Regions from separate parts of the Homo sapiens genome. Here all the other regions are linked to region 2. A link is a loop called in an ENCODE intact Hi-C map of the cell type or tissue named here. Cell type or tissue: MCF 10A. All regions are shown on one strand. Each heading gives the region's core, and the rest is flanking DNA. Links, peaks and the distances in the headings are about the cores only. Region 1 has its middle 110 kb from the start of RYBP. Region 2 holds the start of LOC105377162 (a long non-coding RNA gene). Region 3 has its middle 130 kb from the start of LINC00877.

Region 1 (10,919 bases), core at 3,191-8,190, 330 kb before region 2:
CAGGCCCAGGTACACAGTAGATACTCCACTGGGGCTCAGTTGTTACTGCGCGTAAAGAAAGCTAAGATGTCAAGTCAGCTGAGTGGACCCCAATGTCTAGACCAATAGCATGTGATTCCCAAGGATCCCCAAAAGCTCAGATCCTCCAAGAACAAACCCAAGAAAGCCCCAGGTTTCAAGCTGACGTAGGGAGACAGTCTTTACCTTCACTCTATCATTTATCAAATGTGTCCATAGCTAATGTCACGTTCACATGAGCCCTGTGAAACTGGCATTAAAACTGCCTTCATTTTATAGACGCAGAAGAACGAACCTGGAGACTTGCCAAGGTCACAGCCAGAAGTGGCACAGCCAAGATTAGTACCAAAGCCTAACTTCAAGTCTAGTGGGAATGTCAGCTTCCCCCATGCTAGGCAGGCAGCTTGTCCCTTTATCCCACAGAGAAAGGCGACTTTGGCTTCCACCCCAGCCTCTTCCTCCAAAGACTCAGAGCCCGGCCTAGGGTTGCAAGCAGCAGTGGTGTGGACAAACAACAGGCCAGTGGCCTCTGGACACCTGTACAGAGAACCCCTTCCTTGCTCCCTTAGCCAAAAATGCTTGAAGTGGCCTCATCCAAACCAGCTCCTTCAAGCTCTGACCACCCATTTCCCCGCTGCAACCTCAGAGGTTCAGCTTGCTCTCCAGGCAGGATCCCCCTGCTATAGAGGGACTGGGGAGAAAATGCTGGTGAAGGTGGCAGTGGGAGAAGGTGCTTCAGACAGAGACCAGAGGGTTAGCACGGGCGCTTCAGAACGCAGGAGAGGAAGAAGGATTACAGGGAGATTGTTTTCAGAATCATATTTTGCCTTCCAAGGACATCCAGAATCAGAGAGCTGCCAGAGCCCAAGTCGAGTCTGTTGGTGCCTTACCTATACCCCATCAGCCCTTACTGCTCCCTGACACCCACAGGGTTCTTGGGCAAGTACCTCCACCCCTCTGTGCATGGCGCCCTCTGTCCAGGAGCGTGCTTGGCCAGGGGAGGACATGGAATTAGCGCCCCAGGAGCAGCCGCAGGGATACACAGGGGGAACTGGAGGCTAAGCACCCAGCTTCCTCCATCCTCAGGGGGAACATTCTAAGACATGTCCCCAACTGTCTCCCAGGGTCCCTGATGAGATGGAGTCCCCGTCACCCACAGCAGTAACCTGCTTATTAATGTTCCCTGCTTCCCACATCCTCCCAGAGTTTCCTGGGGTCACCTCCCACACGAACTACTGGTCCTCAAATCTTCACCTCAGAGTCTGCTTCCAAGGGAATCCAGCCTAACACAGAAGTCATTCATTCATTCGTTCATGCATTCATTCATGCTTCAGATCCTCATTGCCTATCTGTCATTGTATGAGCATAAAAAGTTAGTTCCGTGGGCCTCAGTTTCCATCTCTAGAAAATGAGATTTGTTATTCAGGCAACAAACATTTATGGAGCAATGGAGGAACTCCACGTGCCAAGCCTCTGACACCAGCTCCATCTCAGACATCTCTGGATATGAATAAAACAGATGCCTTTACTGAAGGTGTCCCATGCGCCAGACCCCATGCAAAGACCTCCATGGGCATTCTCTTCCTTCCTACTCACAATGACCCAGTAAAGTCGCTATTATTAGACCCCTCTCACAGGCAGGGAATTGAACTCTCAGGGAGGATAAGTGTTTTTCCAAGGTGACAGAACAGTCAGTAAGTGGCAAAGCCAAGATCCCAAGCAAGGTCTCTGGGAATCTTCAGCCTGGTAAACCTTGACCTAACCACCAAGCTGCACAAATGCTCATTCTCCCCTTGAACCACCAGCTGGTGCAGAGCCTCGAGGAGCCAGGTTCCTCTCACCAGCCATGCAACCGCTGTCATGTTTTCATCCAATGGCTAATGGCTATCCATGACTCAGCCTTAAGTGGAGGAGTTAAGATGAAAAGGGCTCAGGCTCAAGAGTCAATTCCCCATTCCTACCCTTACTCATTCTGTGACCTTGGGTAAGTCAGTTCACCTCTCTGAACCTCAGACTCTTCATCTGTAAAATGGGGTGGTGGTGAGGGTTGGGTCTTTGTATTCTGATTATAAACTAATGCCCTTTGACTATTATTATAGAATTGAACTCAGACCCAGCGGGGCACGGTGGCTCACACCTATAATCCCCCACTTTGGGAGGCCGAGGCATGCGGATCGCCTGAGATCAGCCTGGCCAACATGGTGAAACCCCGTCTCTACTAAAAATACAAAAATTAGCTGGGCATGGTGGTACACAGCTGTAATCCCAGCTACTCGGGAGGCTGAGGCAGGAGAATCACTTGAACCCAGGAGCCGGAGGTTGCAGGGAGCCGAGATCATGTCTCTGCACTCCAGCCTGGGTAAGAGCAAAACCCTGTCTCAAAAAAGAAAAAAGAAACTCAGACCCAATCTGTCAGACTCTAAACCCTATATTTAAAGAAATACCGCCACCACCACACACACACGTTTACCTACATACCAATCTAGATGAAGTTATTGGTAAAGGCAGTATCTAACTATCTTTCTAGAAGTTTCCAGAAGTGTCTGAAAATTAATGGGATGGACTCTGAATGCTTTTCCCATAGAAACAGTGTTCCCAGCCTGCAAAAGCTTCTTTAAGCCACCATGTGCCTAACGGCTGGCTCAGAGCCCCACATCAGCCTCACCCCACCACCAGCTAGATCTTCTTATATGAGAAAAGACTGGGTACAAAAGGCAAACTTCACAAGGCCAAGAACACTATAAGCACTAAGTTCAGGGGACTCCAAAGGAGGAGGGAGAAGGGGTGGGCAGGACCTTCTAGACAGCAGTGACTAGTGATGTCCATCTGAGTAACAGAAGGCTCTGGAGGGAAGGAAGGTCTGACTCTGTCACTGCCTAGCTGGGTGACCTTGGGCAAGTTACCTCTCTGAACCTCAATTTCCTAATCCGTGGAATGAGATAACAATACCACCAGCAGCAGGCGGTTGTTGTGGGGATTAGATGGGATAATCTGTGTAAAGGCCTCAGCTCACCACCTATGCCTGGTTAAGTGGTAACTCTTGTTGCCTAAGTCAGTGAAGGATGCGGCAAATCATGTTTTCCAAAATACATAACTTCGGCACTCTTCCACCAGAAGACAGAACTTGGGTTCTCTCCCTGGAATCTGGGCAGGCTTGTGATTACAATGGAAGTGACACTACGCAACTTCCAAGGCCCGGTCACAAAAGATAATGCAACTTCTGCCTGGTTCTCTTGGGATGCTCACTCTTGGGACCCAGCCACCATACTGTGAGGAAGCCCACACAGCCCATGGAGAAAATCCTACACATGGAGAAAATCCAAGGTCCCCAACCCACAGCTCCAGGCTGAGCTCCCAGCCGACCAACAGACCTACTTGCTAGCCGCAGCCACATGAGCGAGCCATCTTGAAATTGTATCCTCCAACCCAGTGGAGCTGCCTCAGCTTCTGTCACATGGGAACTGAGAAAAGCCCTCCTCTCCATGCCCTGCCCAAATTGCAGATTTATGAACAAAATATATGATGTTGTTGTAAGCCACTGAGCTTGGAGGTGGTCTGTTTGCAGCAGTAGATAACTGATTCAGAGAGGATAAGGGGCTGCCCAAGGTCACACAGCCGCTCAGTGGAACCCAGTCTTGAGCCAAAGTCCCCAGCATCCTGGGGTAATTCTCCCTTTCACAATCCCTATTTAACAGACAGAAAAGCAGGGCTCAGAGAAGTTAAGGAAATACACTTAGCTTAGAAGTTAAGGTCACGAAGCAAGTGTTCTGGTTTAATTGTGCTCTTTCTCTCAAAGATGTGTTGAACTCCTAAACTCCAGAACCTCAGAATGTGACCTTATTTGGAGATAGGCTCTTACGGAAGTAATCGAGTTAACATAAAATGATTAGAATGGGCCCTAATCCAATATAACTGGTGTCCTTATACAAAGGGGAAATGGACAGAGACAGACATGCACAGAGGAAGACAGTGAGAAGACACCAGGAGAATGCAATGTACAAGCTAAAGAACGCCTGAGGCTACTAGACGCTAGGGGAGAGGCATTCTGGGAAGGCTTCTTGGAGGAAGTGACGCCTAAGTCCTGAAGGATGCATAGGAGTTAGCTGAGAGATGATGGGAGGGAAGCATATTCTCTGTAGAGGGGGCAGCTTGGGGTTCCGGGAGTCCTGCTGTAAGGACTGAGAAGCTCGCAGGCAGTAGCTGGAATGGTGTGCGTGGCAAAGGCCTGGGCTGGAGCAGTGCCCGGAGGCAGGATGAGGATGGCCTTTGTTAATTCAGCAGGCAGGCCGTTTGGATGTCATCCGAGGGCAGTGGGGAGCCATCTGCCTTTTTCTTCTGAGCCTTGTCACCCCAGCGGGTGTCCTCTAAGAGCATTTCACACTGTGGCCTGGCCCTCCTCCTTGGAGCCTGGAAGTGAGAGAAATGGTGGGTTTGTGCTCAGCAGGAGAGGAGCTGTCTTTGCAAAGCCCCCTCGGGTCTGGGAATTAAGGGCTTCTGCTGCCGACTTCCACCCTGCAGCCCTTCAAAAAGTGTCATCACTGCCAAGTGCAATTCCAAATAAAGAGACGCCTTCGCAGAGCCACCTGCGGGTTGAGGGAAAGCTGGAAGGCTGGGGGGCATCACTGCGAGGCCCTCGAGGGCTGCTCACAGGAATCTCTCCTAGGGGGTGGCCCCAAGCTGGAGTCCTCTCGCCACCAGCCCCAGAGGCACTGGGTGGAATCCTTATGTTGTTACTGTTAATAGAAAGGGTTTCTGGATAAAGACACCCTCCTCCTACCTCCTAAGGAGCCCAGGGCCTGTAGAGATTGTCATTAAGATTGCTGTTATCGACAGCAAGGTCCACATGATGTGGAGATTTGGATGCTGTTCTTCTGCGGCCTCCCCTACGCCCATAAAAGATAGCTTCTCTGTGTTTCCCAAAGCCTTCTCATACATTCCTTTCAGATATGAATTCCTCAGCCAAACCAGAGCTTTGGAAGTGTCCCTGGGGCCTCCCTAGTCTGAGGAGTGCCTCCACCCACCCACCCCAGCTTCTGGAGTGCCTGTGCTTCCACCAACATCCACTCAACTCTTCACCAATGCAAAGTCAATGAATGTTGTCAACAAACATGTCAGGTAACCAGTACAAGATAGAGCAGAAGCTGGGAACCTGGGATAACTGGGGCATGGAAAACACCTCCCCACCCTCCCCAAAGGCCCCAAAGATGCACATGTGGCTTTCAGTACCAGGGCAGGTACCATGCCACCCTATGGGCCTCAGGAAGTCAGCCAGTTCTGGCTCTTCCACTCACTACCTGCAGCTTTGGGCATATTACTCTAACTCCCAGAACCTCAGTTTATTCCTCTGTAAAATGGGTATAGTACGGGCACCGACATCATGGGGCTACTGTGAGGGTGCAGGGTGATAATGTCAACAGAGCACCCAGCGTGGTATTGGGCACTTAGGAGCCCTCGGTGACTGGAAGCTGCAATAGGGCAGGGGGTCATGGAGCCAGGTGAGAGAAGGGGCATGGAAAGAAGCTTCTAGAACCCCCTGTGGCCTGGCCACCAAATTGCCTGGTGGGAACAAATGAGCCCCAAGTCGGCAGTCACAGGAGCTACCAGATGCTGCCCTGAGCCCTCTCCACGTGTTCTTCGTTTCATCATTACCCAGACCCAAGCAGGTGGGCTCTGTTATCCTCTCTATTTTAAAGAAGAGGAAGCTGAGGCTCCTAAACCCCAATTAATGTGCCCAATGTGATCACAAGGCTAGTAAGTGGTGGAGTCCAGGTGCCAGAAAGAGGTCCAGAGAGCACCTCTGCCTAGAGTGTGGCCCGCTCGAGCAGAAAGCAGCCCCAGTCAGCCTGAGATGAACAGCTCTCCCCTCGGGCTTAGAACTCCCAGCTGCTTCTCTGAGCTGGACTCCTGCCAGTGTTCACCCAGGTAACGGAATTGCCTGGGGAGCCCTGCTTGACTCCAGGGAAGCCGGCGGGGGGGGCCCCCAGGCAGAGAAATGAAGTGAGCAAGACACCTCCCGTCCCCAGCCTTCCCCCGCTCATCCCTCTCCTCCAGAGGAGCTGGAAGGAGGAGTTCCTGCAGAAAGAGTCCACACCCAGGAGGACACTGTGCTCGGGCTTATGCCAGGAGGCCGCCCCCTACCCCAGCAAGGGCGGCGACAGGAGGCGGAAACCCTGGGAGCAGAGGGGGAGGGGCCGGCCCAAGGAGTGTCTGAGCGCCTTCTCCCAGGCTGCCTGGAACAGGATGTTCCAAAACGAGGAGGCTAGCCAAGAAGCAGGGCGTGTGTGCGTGTCTGTGTAGCGTATGTGTGTGTGTGCGTGGTGTGCATACGTGCATGTGGTATATGCATGTGTGCATGTGTGGTGTGTGTGCCCTGTGTTGTAAGTGCACGTGCACGTGGGAGGGTGTGGTGTGCGAGGGCTATGTGTGAGTGTGGTGTCTGTGTGTGACGTGTGGCATATGTGATGTATGTGGTGTGTGTGGGTGTGTATATGCATGTGGTATGTGCACATGCACACGGTGTCTGGTGTGTGGCGGGGAGTGTTTGTGTATGTGTGGTGTGTGTGTATGTGTGGTGGGTGTGGGTCTGTATGTGTGTGATGTGTGTGGGTGTGTATGTGTGTATATGTGGTGTGTGGGTGTACGTGTGTGGTGTGTGGGTATGTGTGTGGTATGTGTGGTGGTTTGTGACTGGTGTGTGTATGTGTGTGGTGGGAGTGTTTGTGATTGTGTGGTGTGTGTGTGGGGGGGAGGGACTGGCACTGTGGAACACCAGGACAGGATCTGAGTGTGGGTGGGTTAGGTTCACCTATGTAGAGCAAGGCGGAAGTGACGAGGAAGTGGAGGAGCAAGAGGAGAGGGAGGAAAAGGAAGGGGGAAGCGAGGGAGGCAAAAGGAGGAGGCCAGCGATTGCAGGGGTATCTCATACTCTCACTCTCCCCTACCTGGGGACAGCAGGGGTGTTGGAAAGGGCACTGGGGGTCCCTGCTCTGAGAAAACCCTCATGGGGCATCCAGGTGGTGGACTGGAAAACTGTCCCAAGGGTCTTCTGCCCTCTCTCCATGGCCGTCAGCCCCATGGCCTCTCTGGCTGACAAGTGGGTTCCCCTGAACTCATATGTCAACTTAATTGCCTCCCCCTGCCCCTATCCTTCCTGATGAATAGGAGTAGCTGGCTGACTGGGGACCACTTATTCTGGACATTGCTGAAGAGGGTCAAGGCATGCTTTCGGTTTGATCTAGGGTTTCTGTCAGTGATCGCTAGTGATTCATGTGATACTGTAAGAAGTCAGTCAGGGCCTTGGTGTTGACAAGGTTAGATGATTGATTGACTGACTGACTGACTGACTGACTGACTGACTGATGGTCACTGTGGGTTTCACTGTAGCTGGCTGGCTGTGATCTGGACTGACCAGGCCATGGACTGTGGGAGCTTGTGACTATGACTGGGCCAACTGCAACTGGGCTGATGGATTCAGTGGATTGAACATGACTGGTGAGGAGACAGGTTGACAAGGAGACCAACTCATTGACCACATGCATGATGGACTGACTGGCCAGTTGATGACAATGGGTTTGGTGTATGGTTGACTGGTTGGTTGTTTAATTCAAACTGACTGGATAACTAGGCAGCTTACTATGACTGACTATTGTGACTGCCTGCCTGGCTGACTGAGGGAATAACTGAGTCAGTGTGACTGGCAGGCTGATTCAGACTGACTGGATGTCTGGATGACTATGATCTCCTAACTGATAGCCGTCAGTGATGATCTTGACTGACTGACTAGCCGGCTCTGGGATTGGCTGTCTCTTCCAGACTGACTTGGTAACCGTGGGTCTGACTGTGACCCCTGCGTCTTGACTGACCGCCTTGATTGCATGCCTGACATTTTGAGATCAACTGACTGGCTGGTTGCCTGGTGTTTCATTGTGGCTGTGGCACAGCCTACGGCTACCTGTGACTAACCATGAAACTGACTACACCCAACTCACAGGACAGACCGGGTGGACTGACCACCTGCCTTAGTCATGGAAAACTGACTCTGGCTGACTCAACTGCCAGAGACTGACTGAGATGAACAGGCCAGCCAAGAGACAGCTGGGTGACTCGTGGTGAGTGGCTTTGTCTGACTGGATGGCTGTGACAATGTAACTGAGTCTGGCTGTGAGACAATAACCTGTGGATTGACTGACTTGAATGTGTTGACTGGGTGGCTGAATCTGATTGGCTATGTGGGTGACTGATGACTCCTGGCTGACTGGCTAACCCTGCCTTGACTGACTGATTGATGGGCTGACAGATCGAGTTTGACCAGGCAGCAGGAGACCTGCTGACCACGGCTGTGACTCACTGTGTGAGCGGCCATGTCTGACTGTGTAACACAATCTGACCAAGAGACAATGACTAATTGACTGACCAACTGACTGAGATTGGCTGGGTGTCTGACTGACCAGCTGTGACTGCAACTCCTGATGTGAGTGGGCGTTGACTGGGTGGCCCTGACTCGTATAGGCAAGTCTGGCTGTGAGACAACAGCTAACTCCCTGACTGGCCCAGTGTGCCAACTGGCTGACTGCTTGAGGCTGGCCAACAGACCAGCTGACCGTGCCTGGGACTCACGGTGTGCGTGGCCATGCCTCACTGTGTGGCCCTGGCTGTGTCTCGGAGTCTGACTGTGAGACAAGGGCAGACTGACTGACTTTCCTGGCCAACTGCCTCCAGGTAGCCTGTCAACACAGTCCCTACCCTTCCCAAAACCATTAAAGTGCTGCAGTGGGAGCTGGCCCAGCCTGAGGGGACAGAGCAGCTTCTGTGGAGCAGCAGGGACAGGAAGAGGGAAGCAGGAGCCGCTGGAGGGAGAAGAGGAGTAGGCCCTGCCCAGGAATGGGCCACACGGAAAGTTCTCCACCTCACCCTGGCGGGGGCTGGGTCACAGGCACACGTTCTTGGAGCTGTGTTTTGGCTCTAGTCTTATAGCTCCTTTGTTTGGGGGTGAGGGGGGAGGGGAGCTGGGGGAACCTATAAACATATTGAGCCAATAACTCACCTACAGGACTCCAATTATAGGGCTGGGGGAGAGAGGATAGCTGGGTGGGGGTGGGGCGGGCCACGGGCAGCCATTTATGGGGCTTGGATTGGGGCCAAACGCTGCCCTAGAAAATCCAGGTCTTGGAATGCAGGGCTGGAGAAGTCTTAGGAAGGAGCAATGTGTCTGTCAGTCACACCTCTGTTACCGCCACCATTTTATAGCTGGGGAAACAGAGGCCCACAGCCCTCAAGAGCCCAGGGCATTTCCCACACCCGGCCCCCCCTGGGGCTGTCCCCCAGAGCCCGGGCAGGTGGTGAGCCTCAGCCCTCCCTTACTCTCCCGCAAGATGCTGGGCAGCAGAATTTGGGGGGCAGGGTCGATGACCTTGGGCAAGTTACTCCATCTCTCTGAGCCTCAGTTGCTTCATCAGTTAAACAGCTGTTTCTGATAGAAGCCACTTGGCAGAACTCGGATTGGGTGCCCAGATGCCTCTGCCACCACCTGTGTGGTCTCCAGCAGGGAGCTTTGCATTTTGCGCCTCGGTGTCCCCATTCACAAATGGGAACGGGCTCAAGAAAGGCACTTACTTCATAAGCTTGTCATGAGGAGGAAAAACACAATCCACATGAAGACTTCAGCTCGGTGCCTGGCACCTAGTAAACAACCCAGAAATGTGAACCTGCACAATGATTAATCCTCATCTCTTGGGAGGCATTAGGATTAATCAAGATCTTTGACGCGCATGTACTTGGGAAGCCATGACGTTCAGCCCCAAAGTGTTGGGAGGCACAGGGGCACAGCCTGGTAATGGTGCCACCGATGAGCCCAGCTGGGCCCTCCGCAGCCACCCTGAAATGCCACCTGCTTCCCCAAAGGATCTTACAGACCCTCTGGGAGGCACCAGCTGCTCCTGATACCACAGCCACTGGGGCCTGGTCCCCAGGGACAGGGAGGTGAAAACAGGAGGAAATTTTCTGGGGTTCCCCCAGGTAAGAGCCAAGGGCCCAGGTGTCACACATAGGCCTTGGTGGGGACAGGAGCCTCTTCCAGGAACGCCCAGAGTCTCAGGCCCTCCAGAAGCTGAAGAAAAAGCCAGACTCTTCTCTGAAGCTGAGAAGAGTAAGGGCAGCCAGAAAGGCAGAATTTCCCCAGGAGGCTGAGAACCTGGGTGTGGGCCCAGGAAAATCCCTCCCACGGTAACACTGCTGTCCTGTTCTCAGAGGGCTGCTGGGGAGGTGAGCTCATTTGACCTTCACAGCCACTTATAACTGTAAATTACAACACGCCAGGTAATAAAGCATCCCCAAGGTCATAGCCAAGGAACTTCAGGGCCACCTCCTGATGCATTCCTTCCTCATTCATTCCTTCAGCAAGTTTTTATGAGCATTTCTTCTGTTGAACCAGGCAGAAACAACAGTGATGAGGGCCCGGTCTCTGGCTCTAGAGGTGTGTAGTCGGGAGGACAGCACAGCAGAGGCTTAAGACCTCAGATTCAGGAGCCAGGCAGACCCACTCTTGAATCCCAGCTCACATGTTTACTAGATCTGCAACCATGGGCCAGTGGCTTTTCTCCTCCGAGCCTCAATTTTCCTATCTGTAAAATGGGAATAGTTATGGCACCAATCTTACTGGGTCATGGTGAGGATTTAACAAAATATTCAATAAATGCTTAGAAAATATGTTCCAGGGAGCTGTGAGTGTGTCCCTTCTGCCCCATAATTCCTTCCTCATCTGTAAAGTGGGCATACGGCCCTACCCTACGGGGTCACTGTGAAGAATGAATGAGCACTTAGCACTGTTGCTACCACCTCACACAGCTCTAGTGGGTGCTGTTCACACCAGGGTTGATCAGTCATGGCCTGTGCAGCTCTTCACA
Region 2 (10,919 bases), core at 3,093-8,092:
AAATGCCTGTTACATATCTGAAGTACACTCATTTTCTGTGACTGGATAACAGATTACCCCACACTTTGCAGCTAAAACAATGCCCATGTATTAGCTCATAGTTCTGGAAGTCAGTAGTCCAGGTAGACTCAACTGAGTTCTCTGGGCAGGTTATCAGAAGGCTGAAATCAGGTGGTAGCTGGCCTAGGGTCCTGTGTGAACGCTCTGAGGAAGCATCTCATTGCAAATGTATTCTCTGTGTTGGAAGACTCTGTTCCTTGCATGCGTGGGCCCAAGCTCCCTGTTCCCTTGGTGGCTGTCAGCTATGGGCCACTCTTAGCTTCCAGAAGCTTCCCATAGTCCTTACTGCAGGACTCCTTTCAACTTCAAGCCAGAAAGCCTGGGTCAAATTCTTCTCCTGCTTCCAACTTCTCACTTCCTCTTCTGCCACCAGTCAGAGAAAACTCTAGGATTAGATCAGGCCTCCTTGAATAATCTCCCCTTCTTAGGATCAAGTGTGCCATAGGACATCACCTAATCATGGGAGCAAAATCCAGCATATTCACAGGTCTGGGGATTAAGCAGGGTACACACAGTGGGGTGGGGTGAGACGGCAGAAAGTCTTGCGTGCTTCCTTAGAATTTTGCCTGCCACCCAAGGGGAGATGTAGAGGAGACATTCTCTTTCAGAAACTTCCAGGGCTGAAGGATGGGGCAGAAGGAGGAGGGGAGGAACCCATCTGGATCTCTTTAGCCTCTGGAACCTGAAGCACTCAGGAAAGAAGGCCTGGCCCTTTGAAGCTGCCCCTGCCAGGCCCCACAATGGGCCAGCCCTGCCAGCCCTCCTGCACAGGCCCTGAGGCATCTTGGCAGCAGCATCCCCGAGTCTGGCAGGTGAGTCAACATTTGGCTTCTCTCCTGGGCTTTCTTGGAAAGGGCTGTGTTCCAGATTGGCAGCTGTGCTAGCTGGAAAGGAGGCCAGAAAAGAGCCAAGTTCCGGGGGCCCTGCTGCCAGGCAGGACACCTGGACCTTCTCTCCCCTAGTTACTGAAAATGGCAGAAGGAAACCCAGGGAAGCCAGAGCAGTAGTAAAGCAGAGTGGCCAAAAAATTTCAGGCTATGGAGTCAGATGGATGACTTAGCCTCTCAATTTCCCCATCTGTAAAATGGGAATCGTCATTAGTAGCTGCAATGAAGGGGCCTGTGACAATTGAACAGCGTGCTACCTGCAAATCATTTTGCACAATGGCTGGCATATCGAAAACATGAGTAAAGCCTGCACAATGGATACTATTAACTGAAGGGGAAATGCCTGGCAAATAGAGGTGGTTCAACCAGGTGGAATTAAAAAGGAGAAAGGGATTAGGTGAAGGGGACAAAGGGATAGCCAACCCCTTTTATAAGAAACTCTCATAATAGTGGAATGTAAGTTGGTTGTTTCTCTAATGACTTATGAATATACAAAGCCCCATTGCTAAACCCCTAGGCATGATGGATTTTGATTGGGCCGCAGTGTAAATTTGGATATGATATTCCCAGGACTCCTGGGTAGTAAGATTGGATTTCTGCTACCTATAGAAATTCAAGAGGGAAGGGAGGGAAAGCAATAGAAGACTATTGTGTTGATGTGTTGTAGGCCACGTTTGGTTGCAAAGAATAGAACCGCCTAAGATAATGGGGTAGAGTAACATTTGGGGCATTTAATGGTGGGTTCACACCATACTTCTGTACTCATCAAATTTCTCTGCTGCATCCTAAAAACCTCTCTCCCCCAACTGCTATCCCCAGCCTGCTCAGCAAGAAACGAGTCAGTTACTCCGTAGGGAAATAAAGCAAGGACTGCATTTACTCCCGGGCAGCACAGTGGGAGAATGAAAATCACAGGCTCCACTAGGTTTGCTCCAAGGAGCTTGGGATTTCTTCAGTCACAACCAAATCATCTCTCTTGTCTGGCAAGGACCACCAGACCTCAATAATCATCCAGTTTGCAGTGACATGTCCCATGGCTAACACCCTCCCCCCATCATGCCCACCCCACAACAATGGGCAGGACAAAAGCCTTCTTGGACAGGTGACCAGCTGAGACCACTGAACCCACTGAGAGTAGTGAGTGGAATAAAAATAAGGTCTTATTCCTGATCAAGGTGGATAAGTTGAGATCAGTTTGAAATCCTCATTGACTGGGGCTCCAGACGTGCTTATTCAAAGTATATAGTAGGCAATCCGGTGGGCACCCAGCAACGGGAGATCAAGATAGCCAGGCCCGCCACTGCATGTCAACTCAGTCCCCTTTTCCCTTTACAGACTAGCATGCCTTCTCTCTGCCTTCCTAAGAGACAGTACACAGCATTAAAGTCACTGCCCCAACCCGGCTGTACATGATCTTTCAGGTCAAATGCCAAGCACTATCTAAGTGTAGTTATGTGTCTCTTAGTTCACACATTTGACAGACAAGTTGGTTGGCTCACAGACTGGGCCTATGGATTGGTTCCTGGTGAGGAGTTTACTTTTGATACAGTCAGTAGTGGGAGATGGGGGGATGGAGTTAGGTGGCATAGACATGACGGCTTAGACATACCTCCTCCTTCCATTAGGTGGTGAGGGACTAGACTCTCAGAGGTCGGACAGGGCCTTGGCAGGCACCCCAAATATATCCACCATAAACAACCCCCAACCCAATTCAGATTTCACAAGTTCCCTCTGAAGCATCATTACAGAGTTCTTGAAATCTAATCTATTCCAGAACATTCCCAGATGGACCAAAAAAGAACTGACACATTTTTGTATCCTCCCTTTCTCCCAGAATCAAAATTTTCAGTATTATTTTGAAACTAGCTATCCAGAAATCCCATTTTTCAGAGCAAAGTCTTTTGTGGTTAATTAAATAATTAACTCCCATTTATCTTTTCAACAAGTCTCGGTTTTCATAGAGCGGGCTTCTTTAATGTGGGGTACACCCATATGGGTGTTTCTGGGGCAACAGTGTGTCACAGAACAAGCCAATTAAGTACAGGCGAGTTAATGGCCTTGTCCAGGTTAATAGTGAAGCCAAGCGCCTGTTGCTGAGTCTTCAACTCTTCGTTAGCTCAAATCCCAGTTGTAACTTTCCACTAGGGCTGTGAGTTGTGACTTTCCTTAATCCACCAGATAGAAGCAGAGCAACAGCAGAGGCTGTAAATACTCTGTCAGGGCATGAAGAATAACAACAATAAGGCATTCATATTAGGAGAGGAGATTCATTCATCACGGTTTGTTTACCCTCTCAACAACCCAGAAGAGTTGGTGTCACTGTCTCTGGGGAAGCAGCTGGCATAAGGAAATCAAATTGCGGTGAAAAGAATGTGAGCTTTGCAGTCATATGAGCCTCATTTCAAATCCTGACCAAGGCCTTTACTTCTCTGATAAAACAAATCTGTATGGCAGCTCTGATTGGTCAGCCCCCATACCTTAACCCTAATTAAAGAGTTTGAATATCACCCCTGCTTCTCTGGTACTCAACCTTTCTTCCAAAAAAGGGGATAGGGGTGGTGATAATACTACCCACCTCATGGCATGATTGTGAAGGTTACATGAGGTCATGTGTGTGAAAGGACCCTCTCTCTAGTAGGTGCTCTTTATGCTCACTCCTTTCCTAATGTAACTGACTTTTTCCAGGTTTGGGATGATCTTCTAAGGTTTCTCAAATGATTGTCATGACTGATGAATTCAACACAAAGAGAGCTGATGAGGAAAGCCAGGCTTTCTTCACTCTCCTGAGAAAAAAATTCCCTCTTGGGTAAGACCTGCCATCAGGCTGAGATCCCATCCTTCTTTCCAGATCCTTCTTCCATGGTGGCAGAGGCTTCTTGTTGCTAATATTGGTCTTCCCCTAATTCTATAGAAACAGAATTCCTAAGTTTAAACAGAACCTTATGGCTACTGAGACAGAGAGAGACCACATTCTACATTTCCCAACATCCCTTGCAGCCAGACATGACCATGTGACTAAGTCCCCACCAATGGGATGTGAGAGGACATGAACTGTGCAATGACCAGATCTGACCCTTAAAATGATTAAGCTTCTCTTTCTCCTTTCCTATTGGCTGGAATGTGGACAAGAAGTTGGGGAGCCAGTTTTGACCCCCGTGGAGGAAGACAACACTCTGAGCAACAAGATAGAAGAAACCTAGTCCCTGGACAGCCTCATATAGCAGAAATGTCCTGAACCACCCACCAACCTCCAGATTGTTACATGAGAAAGAAACACACTTCTGTCTGGTTACCACCACTGTACTTGGGGGTCCCTTTATTACATCAATGCAGTCTACTCCTGACTAAAACATTCACTTTCCTTTATCAAAATTCATCTTCAGATCTTGTCTGGAGCAAGAACGGTCTGGAGCCAAGATCAGCCTTCAGAGTAGATTGGATTTCATCATCTCGCTGCCTGTAAGCCAGATTCAGTCCACAGACATGCTTTGGTTGGCTCCTATAGTGCATTTTTAAAAATTTGAATTCATTGTCAACATTTACATGTTGAGAAATTTCACATAAAAATCTAAAGGACTAGCTTTTCTTGAGAAAGCTGAAGGTCTGACCACCCTAGGTCCACATCTTCCTTGGTGAAATTCAGCGGATGCTACATTGTCCCTTTAGATGGAGTGAGCGTGCTTCAGCTCACCATCATCAGTGCCTATGGCAAATGCTATTGGGTCCTGGGATCTTGCCATTTGGAGGTCTGATGGCCTGACTTCCAATCCCCAAGGCCTGTAGTCTTTCGCCTGAGGACTTGCCTGCTTGGCACACACGCATTGTAGACCAGAGACACTGGAAAAATTAAAGCATCCTCAGCAACCCCAATGAATGACTGGTGGGAGCTGATGGAGAAATACCCATTTCACAGATGGGCAGCTGAAGGGCACCTTTGACGCTGGCCTCTGGAGTCTGTGTCACAGTTGCCCACAGTGGTTTAACTCACCATAACTCACACCCTTTATTGACTGGCTGCCATTTCCTGGATCACCTTCCAAATCAACTGCTTATATTCAAATCCTGCCCTCGAGGAACCTAAGTCTCAGAGCCTGCCCTAGGGAACCTTAAGTCACCAGTCCCTTTGGTTTTCCACCAAATATTAGCATTTATCATCAGCTGTGCTGTTATTTTTTTTTCTTCTGGTAGAGAAATATTTATATTTCTCATTTAAATACAGCATGTTAGCTGTATTTAATATTTATTAAAAATGAATAGAAAACGAAAAGATAGACTCAAAGGACAATGTGCTTCAGGAAAAAAAAAATAGGTGAGAGTATATCTCTTTGTGCAAGTAAAGAATATTCCTGCATATTTAACATCCAAATACTGGTCTGCTGAGTGCGCTGATGTTATCGGCCTAACCCGTGGGCATCTGTGTTTGTGATTCCTGGTGTTCAGCTCTGAAAGCTCTTGTTAAAACTCAGAAGTCATTACCCCCTGATTTTGAATGAGGTTCTGAGATTAGCGAGATGGCCATCTGGCAGCACGCTGAGAGAAAAAGTGGGAAGACACATACGTTTCAGTTGGAGGGAGGAAGGACCAAAGGAAATCTTATCACTGGGGCCAGGCCAGGGAGCTCAAGGTGGCATCAGAGGAGGGGGCCTCAAGGGAGGTGAGAGCAGAAACCTGATCTTTCTGTGATCTTGTGAAAGTCCCTTCCCCCATAGTGTCTGCAGGGCTTTGGCGGGTACACACCCTCCATTAGAGCATAGCTCTCCTTCTATTGACACAATAGAAGGTGCGTCTATTGTGCGTCTTCTAGGTGCGTCTCTCCTGGCTATGCAAGAATACCTGGAGGGCAGAAGCTATACCTTATTCTACTTTTTACACCCAATGGCTGGCAGAGAGCTCGCCACATAGTAGATGCCCAATAAAGGTTTGTCTTGAATTTTTGCTGGCCAGTGTGACCCTAGAGTGAGCCAATCAGAATTACTATGTAAGCCAGGGGGCGCTGTGGTTCAGTGTTCATTTCTCAACTGGGGCGCTGAAAAGTTTTTTTTGGCTGTATGCTGCAGTGATTAATATTGCACTAGCTGGCACCATGTCACTTAGGAGACAGTGGCATGGGATCTTCGAAAAACTAGCTATCTCTTACCTGGTTTGCAATCAGCCCATATAAGAATGGGGGCTCTGGAATCAGCCTGCCTAGGTTCAAATCCCAATTTCCTTACTTACTAGCTGTGTGCCCTTGGACAAGTCATTTAACCTCTCTGTGCCGCCATTAAAAAAATGAGAATCTAATGAGCTAGTGCATGTAAAGTATTTTGCACCATACCTGCACAGAAAAAGTGCTTAAAGCATGTTAGCTTTTTTTTTTTTTTTTTCCTGAGACAGGGTCTCACTCTGTCGCCCAGACTGGAGTGCAGTGGTGCAATCTCGGCTCACTGCAACCTCCACCTCCAATCAAGCTATTCTCCTGCCTCAGCCTCCCGAGTAGCTGGGATTACAGGCACATGCCACTACCACCTGGCTAATTTTTGTATCTTTAGTAGAGACAGGGTTTCACCATGTTGGCCAGGCTGGTCTTGAACCCCTAATCTCAAATGATCCACCCGCCTCCTAGGCCTCCCAAAGTGCTGGGATTACAGATGTGAGCCACCGTGCTCAGCCAGCATGTTAGCTATTTTGGCTTTGGTTGGAAACAACAGGATCCTGATAAAAAGAAAGCCAGAGTAGAAAAGAATCTAGAAAGATATGCACCAAAATATTAATCAATTATATGACAGTGATCATTTTTTATTGTTTCTTTTCTGCTTATTTGTGATTGCTGATTTGGTTTTCTTTACAATAAAGTTATATGACCTCTATAAGCTTACTCTAAGAGTAATAAAGAAGAGAAGGAAAGCTGGACTGCAGTGGGTTTTCTGTGCCATTCCCCACTAGCACTGCAAGGAAATTGTAGAATCTAGGCTCCCCTGAAAACGCCACACAAACCAGCTTTGCCTGTGCCTTCTGGAATTCCCACACCAAGAAGCTTCCATTCTGTCTCTGATATGGTTTAGCTGTGTCCCCACCCAAATTCGTCTTGAATCTTAGCTCCCATAATCTCCACATGTCATGGGAGGGACATGGTGGGAGGTAACTGAATCATGGGGGTGGCTTTTTCCTCTGCTGTTCTCAAGATAGTGAATAAGTCTCATGAGATGTGATGGTTTTATAAAGGGCAGTTCCCCTGCACACGCTCTCTTGCCTGTCGCCATGTAAGATGTGCCTTTGCTCTTCCTTCACTTTCCACCATGATTGTGAGGACCCCCCAGCCATGTGGAACTGTGAGTCCATTAAACCTCTTTTTCTTTATAAATTACCCAGTCTCGGGTATTTCTTCATTGCAGCATGAAAATGGACTAATATAGCCTTCACATCAACAGAGAAAGGGAACTTGAACATAAGTTTTCTGTGTTCTTGGTGGCCTGTGGGGTCCCAAGGATTCACATTGCAAGGCCATTTGGCATCCACACTCCACACAAAGCAAGTTCATCAGTTCCGTCCAATACCTTCCTCATGGCCAGCCACAGGGTAGATTCAGGCTGCTCTTGGCCCCAACACCTCTCTCTTGGGGTTCACAGTATAGTAAGGAGCTGGCACAGGCACTTCTGTTAGCAGGTAGGAGGTATGCATTCATTCATTCATTTGGTGACTATTTAATGAGACTTTTATGTGCCAGCCCCTGAATGAGGAATGGGGCTATTGCGAGGCTCTAGTGGGCTAATGCTCAGCCATCAGCTACAGGATCACATGTGGGTGGGCTTCTGCTGCCCTTCAGGTCCATGCTCTGCCCTTCTCCACCCTGCTTTGTGCCCAGAAGTCTGACTGGCGAGCGCTATGTTAACGTGCCTTCTTGCCTCTGGCATCCTGTTGGTTGGACCAGTTGAACAGCCCTGGCAGGAAAGTGGAGGGAGGGAGAAGGTTGAGGCTGGGGTACTTATCCCCCTGGTACCTTCCCTGACTTCTGCTGGACCTGTCCCTCCACCAGAAGTCACTGATCGTCTCACAGCAGCCTTCCGTATGGGACCCATCCTCCCATTTCTAGTATCTGCTCCCTCCTGCTGTCCCCTCCTGGCCTAGAAACATGGCTACTGTGGGAGACTGCACCTTCCCTACTCTTCCCCCACACCAGGCTCCTTTGTAAATCAGCCCTCCTGGAAGTATCCTTATATGAGGGGGCATTGGTCTCAGTTGGGACACTCCCCAATGGTTACTATTTACCCCCATTCTACAGATGAGGAAACTGAGGCTCAAAAAGGTACCTCACCCAAGGACACTCGGGAGGAGAGGAGGCAGCACTGGAACCCAGGAGGGCTCGATCAGTGTGATGAGCAAATTGTTCAAGGCCTGGAGGGGTCCCTTTGGGATCTGGGACTTGATCCCTCCTCAGGTGCCTTTCCTGTCTTGGTGCTCCTCCTCTTGCTTGGAAGGGACTGTGGGAAGGATGAGGGTTTGCCAGGAGAGTATCAGGGAGCAATACTGGCTCTTATGAGGGGCTCACATATTACCTGGGCTTTTCTCACCATCAGAGTAAAACCAAGTTCACAGCCAAGCTTAGGCGCCTGCCCAGGGCCAAAAGTCACAAGGTTCATCTGTCTGCTTTGGGTCCGAGGCCAGCCTAGTCTGGGAACTCTCCCTCGGGGACCTCGTGGGGCTGAGAGAGGCCAAACGTCTTCCTCCCATGGATCCCCCTCCCCACTTCGTGGGTTTAACTTTGTCCAGGTCCTCCCCACTATTCAGGAATGCAATCTGAAAAACCAATTCAAACTAGGACTCATGGTATTCACCCATTCCCCCCACACCCACACAAGTGAGTGCACATACACACAATCAATCACACGACTCTGCATTTTAAGCAAGATCCTATTGCAATGCTTAACCCAAAACAATAGTGGGATTTCAGGCACTAGGTAAGCAAGAGATTCTTCCAATCTTACCACAAACGTGTGAATGACCACTCCACCTACTCCAAACCATGGTGACTTTAAGAATGAAAGGGAGCAATGTGAATAATGAAGTCCAGACAGCTGGAGTAAAAGGGACTGTCCCAGGCAAACCATGACATGGAGTCCCTCTGCCTATGGGTGACAGGAAGTTGAAGATGACTTTTCCTTTAGTCCTAGCATTGTGGCCTAAGCCCCAAGCTAGACATTAGGCACAAAGAGCCCACATGCTCCAAAGCACAGTTTCTGATCTTTTCTTGTGCCATGAATCCTGTTGGTATCAGTGAAGCAATCGATCCCTTTTCAAACTAATGGTTTTAAATGCACAAAACAAAATACATAGGATTGCAGAGAACTCACGATACAGCTGTCAAAATATTAAACAAATTTATGGGCCGGGCGCGGTGGCTCACGCCTGTAATCCCAGCACTTTGGGAGGCTGAGGCGGGCGGATCACGAGGTCAGGAGATCGAGACCATCTGGCTAATATGGTGAAACCCTGTCTCTACCAAAAATACAAAAAAAAATTAGCCGGGCGTGGTGGCGGCGCCTGTAGTCCCAGCTACTCAGGAGGCTGAGGCAGGAGAATGGCGTGAACCCGGGAGGCGGAGCTTGAAGTGAGCCGAAATCGCGTCACTGCACTCCAGCCTGGGCGACAGCGAGACTCCGTCTCAAAAAACAACAACAAAAAAACCCAAAAAAACCCCCACAAATTTATGATATAGTAATACTCTTGTTTCTTCTTTATTAATACATTAAATAACAAGATCTAGCAATGAGTCTAATTACTACTGTAATTTTTACATAGAGATGAGTGTAAAATGTTACTTTTAAATATCTGTGACAACTGTAGTGTGATTTCTGATTGTGAAGGGTAACAAAGTCATAGGCACTACTAATACTATGGGGGGGTTGGTGTTTACATTTTGAACAGAAAGAAATGTCAGCTTTTACCTAGAGATGAACAAATATAAAAAATAAATCTTCCCATCCAAGCTTACAGACCCCAGGCAAAAACAAAAACCCCATTCCTAAAGGGAGCCACTAAGAGGCCATGAGTTCATCATCTAGGCTTGTGTGTGTGCACGCGCATGTGTAGAGATGGGGTCTCTCCATCTTGACCAGGCTGGTCTCAAACTTCTGGGCTCAAGCCAGCCTCCCACCTCAGCCTTGTAAAGCGCGGGGATTACAGGCATGAACCACTGCACCTGGCCCACCCAGGCATATTAAGAGGTGCCCAAATTGGCCCAACCACGATCACTTACTTCCCCCCCTCCAACTTTTATTAACAGACTCAGGGATGGAACAGGGTTGGTACTGCTGGTGGGAACTGCTTCTCTTTCCTCCAGTTAAGAGAGGAGAGTAGCTTGTAGAGATTGGGGGTGCTTGCAAGGGAAGCCAGGCATTTCATTCCTGGTTGGACTCCCATGAGAAACAGGATTTTCAAATCCATTCCAGAAAAAGCAGGAGAGAATTGGAGTCTGTGAGGCAGAAAAAGGTTGCAGTCAACCTATGAAATCCACCCAGGATGTTAAGGGACAAGACAGGGGAGATAGATCAATTGGAGGAAAATAATCTAATTCATCTCATCATCTTCAGAATCATCAATACATAAAGTGTGACTTGCATTACAGTTGCATCCAGGACACCACCCAAATGCAGTTATGGACCAAGGAAGTCATGGGGAGACCCATTCCCTCCTATGATCTGAGAGCACCAGCACCTTCCCTCTCAGCAGCCTGATGACCAGAGACAGAACTTACAGAACTGCCTGGTTAGACCTCGCTTTCTTTTTGGGGACTTGACAGTCCTTCTGGTAGGGGTGCCAACTGACTGGAGTCTGCCCCAAAGACAGCAGAAAGCCTTAATAATTGGATGCTTAAACAGAAGACAAAGAAATGTATGCTCAGGGAGTCTGCACCCCAAGTGACAATCCCAAACTCAAGGAGTCCTATGCGTGTGACCAGCCACAGCAGACATCTGCGTGCACCAGATCACATCC
Region 3 (10,919 bases), core at 2,131-7,130, 690 kb before region 2:
TCTGAGGCCACCGATGTGAGTCCCAAGTTCAGAGTACCTGGAATGCTGATGTTCAAGGGCAGGAGAAGAGCTACCAGGCTTGGCAGAAAGAGGGTGAGGATTCTCTTTTTCATCCTCCTTTTTGTTCCATCTGGATCCACAGCTGATTGGATGGTGTCCACCCACTTTAAGGGCGGATATTCCCCACTAAGTCTACCAACTCACAAGCCAATCTCTGGAAACACCCTCACAGACACATCTGGGGCTGCCCAATCATTCCAGTCAAAAGCAAAGCCACCTGGGTTTCCTTTTCAGCAGAAAAGAGATAGGCTTACTACCTACTGAAGCATGGAGAATAAATAATGCCAGCAATCTGGGTATCCCTTAATCCAGTCAAGTTGACATTCCAAATCAACCATCACAATAGGGTAGTGGTGAAAACCTTGAGCTCTGCAATCAGACAGCTTGAGCCTGAGCTCCATTTTCTGGGTGACCTTACACAAGCCACTTCCCTCTCTCAACCTCGGCTTCTTTATCTGTGCAATAACCGTTTTAACAACAGTTGTGAAGGTGGAGTGACTTAATGCTTGGGTGCATAATAACTGTGCATTAAACATTAGCAACAGGCCAGGCATGACAGCTCATGCCCATAATCCTAGCAGTTTGGGAGACAAAAGCCAGCAGATCGCTTGAGCCCAGGGGTTCAAGACCAGCCTTGACAACATGGTGAAACTCTGTCTCTACAAAAAAAAAAATACAAAAATTAGCCAGGTATTGTGGCATGCACCTGTAGTCCCAGCTACTCAGGAGGCTGAGGTGGGAGGATCCCTTGAGCCCAGGAGGTTGAGGCTGCAGTGAGCCAAGATCACACCACTGCCTTATAGCCTGGGCAATAGAGTGAGACCTTGTCTCAAAAAAAAAAAAAAATACAAAAACATTAGCAAGGACCAGCACATCTAATTATGTGGACACCAGATGCCCAGCCAAGCGGGTGAAGGGAGGTTAAAGTACAGCCCCAGCCCTAATCACCAAGCCAAGGGGTACCATGCACCCTGTATCTGGCATCTGTAAACTATAAATAAATTGTGGATGCATTGGATCAAAATGACCTTCTGAAAGGTGGCCTCTGTAAGTTGATACCAGAAGAGTCAGTTAAGGATTATTCCTTCTATCACCCATGTTTCTCACAGTTCTCTCCTGAGCCCAGCCCTAGTGCGAGAGAAGACAGAAGAATGGCAGTGACAGATGGAGGTGCAACTGCTCTTCAGTGTCTTTTGCATGTGTGCGTTTGAATGGGAAAAGCCATTTGATCATTAGAGTTCCAATTTAGTGGTTTGCGAGAATTGGGCACCCTCAGAAGCCCTGCTGCAAGCATGGGATAGATTCTGCGACCAAGACTGATGGGTGAGCAACTTTAATTACCCAAGAACTGTGTTAATGGCCCTTGGGGTATCTTATTGCTATTCTGACACTTGGGAACACGGCATTTTCCCATTAAAATGCCAATTATCCTTGAGCACTTCTGCAAATCCATCAGCTGGAGGCTGCTGGATTGTCGAGTGATGCAGTCTGATGGTTTGAAGGAAACCATCAGATCAAGGGCATTTTATCTGGCAGTTCATGACTGCTCAGGGTGCTGCACCACCCCTGCCTACTGCCCCCAGCCTCCAAGACACACACACACACAAACACACACACACACACTCCACTAAGCAGAAAGATCAGAATCTCTGGTCCTAGGTAGCTGCTAGAGAAGAGGAAGTGTTAAGAGTTGGGAATAAGGAAGAAAATTGGGATTTGGAAAAGAGCCTCCGAAATGGAATTTTTCTTCATCTGGATAATTGAAAGCACAAGTCCAACAGAAAACATATCTCACCGGGGAAATTAGTTGATTTACCTCATCTAACTACCAGGAGAGAGGGTCTGCTTGCAGAATTCACACTGCCCTGCAGAGCTTCTCTGTTGCAGATTAATTACACCTGAAGGGTTTGCTAATGCTGGATTTGGAGCCTCAATTAGATGTGCTCTTCCAGGACAATGATACCTTGCCCAGGCAGCCTTGGGTTTGGCTTATCCCAGGCTCTTGCTTCTGGAAGAAGTGGTTATACCTCAGTATAACAGTCCTCTTGGGAAAGCGGCTGTAGACCTGCTGGTCCTTAATTTCTTGGGGCTATGTTTAAATCCAATTATAAATCTGAATGATTATATAATAGAAGATCAAGTTTGGTTTGCTTTTTTCTTACTGGATTCTATTTCAGAACAGCAGTATAGTAGTGAGACTAACAGCATAGATTTGTGGAACCAGATGCTGAGTTTCAAACTTCAGCTCTGCCACTGAGCAACCATCTGAACTTGGGTAATTTACATAACCCTCTTTGGGCTTCAGTCTTCTCATCTGTAAAATAGGGATGATAATGGAACCAACCTCCTACAATTGTCAGGATTAAATCTGTTAATAGTTGGAACAGTATTGACCCGTTGTAAATATTCTCATTGGGCAAATATTATTATTTAGCTGTCTAAACAGTATCAAAAAATGTGATTATTAAAAAAATTTTTAAAAAATATTTTTCTACTTAAGAGGTGATGCCATTTTTATAATTGAAGAATAGTTGGCTGTAGCATGCCATGGAAGGGGATGAGTTGATCCACTGGTCTGCAAAGGACTGGTTGTTACGTTCCTGTAGCAGGTGTCCTGTAGCATTGCTCCCAAATGCCTGGTACCAGGCCAGCTTGCCCAGCTGCAGCAGTGCTGGTTTAACAGCCCACACCTGCACCCTCTCTGAAGGCTGGGCATGGCTGGCAGGAGACACAGCTCCTGAGATGCCTGGGAGGTTACACACTCCCTGCAAATTCTTTGACATTCTTCTCACCAAAAGGCAGATTCCCTCTCCTTGAAGGTGGGCCAGTATTAAAGACTTCAGGATTCTAAGGAAGAGGATGAGGTGGAAGTGGCTGCATGCCTTCTGTTGTAGGTTGAATGTGTCTTCTAAAAAGATATGTTCAAGTCTCAACCCCTGATATCTATGGATGTGATCTTACTTGGAAACGTCTTTGCAGATGTAACCAAGTTTTAACGAGGTCATACTGGATTAAGGTGGGCTTTAATCCAGCGACTCATGTTTTTATATGGAGAAGGAGGGGGAAATTTGTCTTTATATGGAGAAAGACAGGGAGACAGGGTTTCATCATGTCGTCCAGGCTGGTCTTGAACTCCTGGGCTCAAGTGATCCACCTGTCTTTGTCTCCCAAAGTTACAGGTCTGAGCTTTCATGTCTGGCCTGTTGCTAATGTTTAATGGACATTTATGACACATCTAAGCATTAACTCACTCCATCTTCACAACTATTGTTAAAACAGTTATTGTTTTACACATAGAGGCATGCACACACACGGGAATGTCACATGAAGATGGAGGCAGAGATTGCAGGGATGCTTCTACAAGACAGAGTGCCAAGGATTGCTGGCAACACCAGAAGCTGGAAGAAGCAAGGAAGGATTCTCCACTGGAGCTTTGAGAGGGAGTGCAGCTCTGCCAACACCTGGATTTCAGACTTCTGGCCTCCAGCACTGTGAGAGACCAAATTTCTGTTGTTTTAAACCACCCAACTTGTGGTCCTTTGTTACAGCAGTCCTAGGAGACTAATGTACCTTCCAAACTAGATTGTAAGCAACAATACGGCTTCGGCCTGCCTCTCTGTCTCTGTCTGTCCCTCAGGACATGTGCCTTGGAGTCTGAGCCGTGATGTAAGAAGCTCAATGACCGGGAAGCCACCACACTGAGGTAGAGATAGAGACCCCTAAGGAGCCCCAGCTGTTTGAGTCTTCTCAGCCCAGCTACAAGACACATGTGTGAAGAAACTTTCAAGACAGCTAAGCCCTAACTGCCATCTGCCTGTACCCTCATGAAAGACCCTGAGTGAGAACAGCCTGGCGCAGCCCAGCTGAGCCACCCTCAAATTTGTGACCCACAGAGACAGTGACAGATAATAAATGATTACTGTTGTTTAAAATTTTACTTTTTATTTTAATTGTGGTAAAATACACATAACAAGGCTGGGCAAAGTGGTTCACATCTGTAATCCTAGCACTTTGGGAGGCCAAGGTAGGCAGATCTCTTGAGCCCAGGAGTTCGAGACCTGCCTGAGCAACATAGCGAGATCCCTGTCTCTACAAGAAAAAAAAACAAAACAAAACAAACAAAACAAAAAAAAAACATTAGCCAGGCGTGGTGGTGTGTGCCTGTAGTCCCAGCTACTTGGGAGGCTGAGACAGGAGAATTACTTCAGCTCAGGAGTTCAAGGCTATAGTGAGCCATGATTCTGCCACTACACTCCAGCCTGGGTGATAGAACAAGACCCTGTCTCCAAAACAAAAACAAAATAAAAAAATCCCACATAATGGGGAATTTATCATTGTAACCATTTTAAAGTGTACAGTCAAGTAGATAGTGTTAATATATTCACATTGTTGTATAACCAATCAGCTTTTTCATCTTGTAAAACTGAGATTTCATAGCCATTAAACAACTCCCCATTCCCACCTCCCTCCAGTCAAGCATCATTCTACTTTTCATCTCCATGAATTTGACCACTCTACGCAGCTCATATAAGTAGACTCATACCATATTTGCCTTCTTGTGACTGGCTTACTTGACTTAGCATAATGCCTTCCAAGTTCATCCATGTTGTAGCATGTCAGAATTTTCTTCCTTTTTAAGGCTAAATAATATTCCATAGTATGTATATACCACATTTTGATTATCCTTTCACCTGGCAATGGACACCTGCATTGCTTTCACCTTCCGGCTGTTGTGAATAATACTGCTATGAACATCTGTGTACAAGAAGATGACTGTTGTTTTAAGTCATTAGTTCTTGCGGTGATGTGTTAAACTACAAGAGATTATTCCAATCATGCCAAGAGGATGTTGTATACCAGCCAAGCCTTCTTGCCTCCGGGCAGGATAACCTCTGCAATTCATGCTTCATGCTCCAGAGCTCCCCAGAGGATCATACTCAGGCCAGTTCCCTCCTGAAACCACCATCTGCCTGCTCGCTCTCCTGCCTGATCCTGCTTCCCTCACTCTGCTGCAGGTTACCCTGAAGCGCCACCTCCATAGACCACCTGCTCAAAAGTCCCCATCTTAGGCTCTGCCTCCAGGACACTAACTTAAGCCAGGCAATGCCACATGGCCAGGTGGTATGAGTTGTCATGAATGATTGCTGGGATGTTACAGTGATCTCACAGCATTGCCCCCAGCGATGTGATGGTTCTTGGTCATTTAAATACTTAGGTGGGTATCAACTCTGTTGAAGTGTTGAGTAGCAATTGTACTAATAGATACACTGAAGCTAAAAATAGGCTTCTCCTGATGATTGCGCTCTTTTGGAGTTAAACTACCTAACTCTGGAAGTGGTATTAACCCAGAGCAAGTCAGGCAAAAGTTCTCCGGCTGCATTGCAGAACATTTTGCATTTTGCAGTGTGTCTCCACATACATTCTCTTTGTGAGTCCTGCAGTGGTTCAGGGAGGTGTGCAAGGAGTAGTCACCTCATTTGACAGTTGACGAAAGGGGTTCAGAAAGCTTACAAGAATTGACCAAATAAACAATAGAGCTTGAACAAGAAGAGGCATGGTGTTTTGATGCCCCTTCTGGGCTCCCTGCATCTACTCTATCCTCCTCCAATCCACTCCCCATAAAGCAGCCACAGCAATACCTCAAAAACGCAAACCAGACTGTGTCCCTCTTCTTGTGACCTCATGATGGTGTCTTGTTGCACTTGGAATAAAACACAAATTGCTCCTCACAATTGAGGAGGCCCAGCCTCACGTTAGGCAGCTTTCCCCAGGGGCTGGCCCATGAGGCTCTAGCCACGCTGACCTTAAGAGGACAGCAAACAAACACACAGCAAAAGACACACATCAAACTCTTCAGGGTCTCCTGATGTCACCTCTGCCCCAAAACACTCTTCTCTGGCTCTTCAAATTGCTGCCTTCCCCATAGCTTAAATACTGTCTCCTGGTTTTAAAATACACCCGTAAATCTTTGACCCTGCTCTCTTCAAAAGGTGGAGCCTAATTGTCCTCCCCTTGCATGTGTTCTGAACTCAATGACCCACTTGTAATGAATAGAATACTGGAGAAGTGACAATAGGCGACTTCCAAGACTAGGCTATGAAAGGCATTGCCGTCTTCTCCTCATTCTCTTTCTGGGCCATTCACTCCGGGAGCAGCCAGCTGTCACTGTCGTGTCATGAGGACAGTCAAGCAGCCCTAATGAGGGCCAACGTGGTGAGGGACTGGGCCTCTTGCCAACAGCCGAGGAGGAACTGAGGCCTTTAAGAGCCACTGGAGTGAGTGTCATGATGTGATGGGTTTGCAGTGTGTCAGCTTAACTAGGCTGAACTACAGAATCCCCTTATTTGTATGTTTCCAGTTAGGGTTGGCCATGAGGGAGAGTCTCAGTGACTTGGAGTAGGGGGTAGTGGTACTGGGGGCAACAGCAATTTTGTATTGCAAATACATTGTTACTCACCTGCTGACTCACCTTGTTGATGTGATGCAGGAGCTGGGCCAGGTGTGTGTGTTCAGATCTGGAACAAATGCCCAACCTCTGTAGGATGCCCTCACCACAAAGAACATGAGTTTCAGTCTATCCTTGTGGAGCTCTAGCTTGTGCTGGTGGGGTTTCCATTTGCTTGTGGCCTTTCCTTCCTGATTGCTTGCTCTGTGGATTTCAAGGTCTAGCATCAGATGTAGGGAGAGCTTTATACCTGGAAAGAGACTTATAACCATCCCCCCAACTCTGTGATCTATATCGTTGCTACTGGTTCTGCTTGTCTGAGAGAACCCTGTTTGATATAATGAATCACCTTGGAAACAGATCCACTAGCCCCAGTCGAGCCTTTGGATGACTGCAGCTCCAGCCAGGCAACATCTTGACTACAATCTAGTGGGAAACCCCAAGCTGGGACTACGCAGATGAGCCTCTCAAAAATCCCTGACCCACAGAAACTGGGAGATAGTAAAGGTCTATTATTTTAAGCACTACATTTTTGGGGTAGTTTGTTATCCAACAATAGATAAGCTAATGCACCCACTCCTAGACGCCCTGTGGGACCATGCTCCTATGTCCCTTGCTTTATTTTCTATTATAGCACACTGCTGATTCTTTTCAGAACACTTATCACAACCTACAATCAGTTAGTAGATTTATATGCTTATTTGTTTCATATCTGGCCTTCCCACAAAAATGTCAACCCCCTGAGGGTAAACGTCTTCTCTGTCTTGTCCTCCTATAGGTCCAGCACCTGACTAGTCTAACTCCACTTCTCAGTAGCCATGAGGCCTTGGGAAACTTGCTTTCTGTGACTCAGTTTCTTCAGCCTTTGGGATGATGACAACAGTCCCTACCTCATCGGATTGTTGTGAGTGTAACATAAATTAACACTTATAAAGTGCTTCAAATATTACTTGCCCATGGTAAATATCCAGGACATATAAGTTGCTAGTATTTTTAATATTACAGTAGAAACTCAATAAACACCTACCGAGAGACTAAATGAAGGAATTAATTGATCTCTTTGTCCTATAATCTTAAGTATCCAAGACACAACTGAGAAAATCCCAGAGGCACCTAGACAGCTAAAACGGATGTCCCACAGGCTAGCAGCAAAGCCCATCTAATTAACTTATAGGCAAGCTCTTGGGCCATTACTCAGAACTTAATTACTTAATAGTCTTAGCAGATATTTATTAGTCACCTAACACATGGAAAGCATTGTGCTGGGTGCTGGGGGAAGGGGACAGAGAGACACGAAGGTGAATTGAGCTCATTACCTTTCCTCAAAAGAGCATGCTCTCTAGAGGGAAGATACAAGAGCCACCAATCACACAATTACAAAAGTGTGAGCAAGGTGGGTGGAGGTGGGATAGAGCGATGTTGACTATCAAGGTGGCCGGGCTCAATTAGTCACAATTATAACGTGCATAACAAGCTTAATTGTCTGGTTTCCTAGTCCATAATGGATTAGAAACAGCATATTAGAAGAGAAAAAAGAAGGAGTTATTGCTAGCAGCAGGTATGATGACAATGGCAAAAAGTGACAACCAACACGAATAAAGAATCAAAATTGTTAACTACATGGAAAGCAGAAATTAGATAACTGAAGCACAGTAGTTTAAAGTCATTTAGCGTGGAAGCACCTGCTACATAAAACTCAAGAGGCAGTACAGCATTGTAGTTAAGATATGGCTCTGAAGCCAGACTGCCTGGGTTTAAATACCAGCACCATCACTTACTGTCACTTCAATGAGCAACTTAACCTCTCTGTTCCTCAGTTTTCTCATCTATACAGTGAGGAAGGATGATAGTAGCATCTACTTCATAAAGTTGTAAGAATTAAATGAGTTAACACTGTTAAGTACTTAAGAGTTCCTGGCACATAGCAATTCTGAGAGCCTGTATTTGTCAGGACTGGCTGGGTTTGCTGCAGTAACAAACAGTCCCCGACATCTCAGTGACTTAACATAATGAAGGTTTATTTTTCACCTATACACATGTTCATCATTGAGAGGCAGGAGGTTCTACTCTGAATTATCACTGTCTTCCCTCTAGGACCCATACTCATGGAGCAGCCATTGTTACAACGTCTCCAGCTGTGGCCAGGAAAAAAGAGCACCTTTGTGGATTGTTCATTGACAATTCATTGTTCATTGCAGAAGGGGCGTGCTCTCTGGCTCACAGCTCATTGCCCATTGCTGGACACATTGCTCCTACCCTTCCGTGTGTCCAGAATGGGGATGATCAGAATGTTTGCCTAGCAGCACAAATCACGACCAGAGGGCCTCTGTGTACCAAGATATCACACAGTCATGGTTACGCCACAGAGTTTAAAAACTGTAGTGGCCCAAAGAGCTAAGGCTACTCCTTTGGGAAAGTGAAATGAAGCTCCCTGGGATTCTGTGTTTCTTAGTATGAACACTATTGGCATTGGTGGGTTGAGTGAGGGAGGGATGTGAGGTGAGAACAATTCATTTGTGGGGCTGTTGCATACAGTGGAGGACATTAAGTGCCCCTGGCTCCTATGTACTAAATGTCAGTAGTGGCCCTCCTCCAAGTCACTGTGACAATCAACAATGCCCTCATCTATTTCCTAATACTCCCTTGAGATAGAACTTCCCTCATCCTTGCCTAAGAACCACTCACAAATGTTTAATTTTGCAGTGTTGGTCTGAGCCAGAGCTGGTGCCCAAACACCGCTTCCTGCCTCACAGATGACTGATTAGGACTCTGAATTGTGACTATTATGGTTTGTTAATCAAGAATCAGAGGCTGGGCTAGGTGCGGTGGCTCACGCCTGTAATCCCAGCACTTTGGGAGGCCAAGGAGGTTGGATCACTTGAGGTCAGGAGTTCAAGACCAGCCTGGCCAACATGTTTAAACCCTGTCTCTACTAAAAATACAAAAATTAGCTGGGTGTGGTGGTGGGCTCCTGTAATTCCAGCTACTCGGGAGGCTGAGGCAGGAGAATCACTTGAACCCAGGAGGCGGAGGTTGCAGTGAGCCAAGATTTTGCCAGTGTACTCCAGCCTGGGTGACAGAGACTCCATCTTAAAAAAAAAAAAAAAAAGAATCAGAGACCAGGTGCAGTGGCTTATGCCTGTAATCCCAGCACTTTGGGAGGCTTAGGTTTGACTCCCAGCTCTAGCACCTGCTACCAGCTGTGTGACCTAGGGACATAACAACCTTTCTGAGCTCCTGTTCCTATACCTGGAATATGGAAGTTGATGGAATCTAACTCATAGAGTTCTTAAAAAGGGGAAAATGAGGGCTGGGTGTGGTGGCTCTTGCCTGTAATCTAGCACTTTGGGAGGCTGTGGCGGAAGGATCGCTTGAGCCCAGGTGTTTGAGACCAGCCTGGGCAACATGGCAAAACCCTGTGTCTGCAAAATATACAAAAATTAGCTGGCATGGTGGCACACACAGGTACTTGGGAGGCTGAGTTGGGAGGAACACTTGAGCCTGAGAGGTCAAGGCTGCAATGAGCTGTGATTGTGCCACTGCACTCCAGCCAGGGTGACAGTGCAGTCCCCAAGAGTACTGTTGGACCAGCGAGTGTGTGATGATTTTCCTGCTTCTTAGAAGCCTTGGTCACTTTTTGTTCTTGGATTCCATGAGACACCCCTCTGTCTGCTCCATAAACCCCATTTTACCTATGCTAGTCTGAGTAGGTTTTTTGTCACTCATAACCAAATTATTTCTGACTTGGGCACATACCTCCTAGCAACATTTCTTTCAAATATAATTAAAAATTTTAAATGTGTTGCTTACAAGGATAAGCTCCATTTAGCCGAAAAATTTACTTTTGTGGAACCTTTCCTTTTACACTCAGTCAATCAATGAACTATTGATGTGTGGCTATGCAGAAATCAGCTACCATGGACAGAGGAGAGTGATGTGTATTCTGATAAGGAACATTCTGGAGATAGCCTCAGGAGGGTTTCAAGAGGGGGCAGGGCTGAGGGTCAGCTGTGGGATTAATCTGTCCTTGTCCCATACCCAAATAAGCACGTGAAACAAACCCCAGGTAGGGTAAGCATCTCCCTATGATGTGACAGGATGACCGACCTGCTTAACAACTTTTTGTTCCGTTAATGGATAGCAGTTCTTTCAAGCTCCAGAGAAAAACTGACATGATTCATAAAACAGAAAAATAAGATGATATTAAACCTAATACAAGCATTCAAACCAAATTTACAAGACATTTTTAAAGTCAAAGATTTCGTTAAAGCATTATGATAATCTAGTATAAGGATGAGGTCTCCTTCAAAGGTTTATTTTATGCCTGTGAATGATCAGCAATTATCCAAACATCTCTCTTCTATCCCTGGGGCATCTCAGCTCACTCAATTTGGATTTCACAGGAAGGAGACGG

What was found. A loop is a pair of places that touch in the nucleus more often than their neighbours do. Peaks named below come from ENCODE experiments on the same cell type or tissue, not always from the same donor. Only the 100,000 strongest peaks of a DNase experiment are listed, where the experiment ranks them.
Region 1: it touches region 2 in a loop (2.9-fold over the local background); 2 of 110 quality-filtered maps call a loop at or near these places.
Region 3: a loop joins it to region 2, with 7 times the contacts of the local background. A loop is called at or near these places in 3 of 110 quality-filtered maps.

The regions. Positions count from the first base shown.
Region 1 is chr3:72,330,942-72,341,860 of GRCh38, forward strand. No RefSeq gene overlaps it. Among named protein-coding and RNA genes, the nearest start is that of RYBP, 110 kb to the right of the region's middle. RefSeq lists an enhancer at 4,002-4,568 and a silencer at 8,460-8,569. In MCF 10A, for the core only: no CTCF peak of the experiment used is centred there; DNase peaks (open chromatin) are centred at 6,100 and 8,050.
Region 2 is chr3:72,660,408-72,671,326 of GRCh38, forward strand. All of the region lies in intron 5 of LOC105377161 (a long non-coding RNA gene), which reads right to left. LOC105377162 (a long non-coding RNA gene) reads right to left here and starts at 3,842. Exons shown (of 2, transcript NR_135531.1): 1 at 3,523-3,842; 2 at 2,889-3,160. In MCF 10A, for the core only: CTCF peaks have their summits at 5,910 and 6,109; a DNase peak (open chromatin) is centred at 5,944.
Region 3 is chr3:71,967,266-71,978,184 of GRCh38, forward strand. No RefSeq gene overlaps it. Among named protein-coding and RNA genes, the nearest start is that of LINC00877, 130 kb to the right of the region's middle. RefSeq lists a silencer at 6,818-7,000. In MCF 10A, for the core only: a CTCF peak has its summit at 4,960; a DNase peak (open chromatin) is centred at 4,936.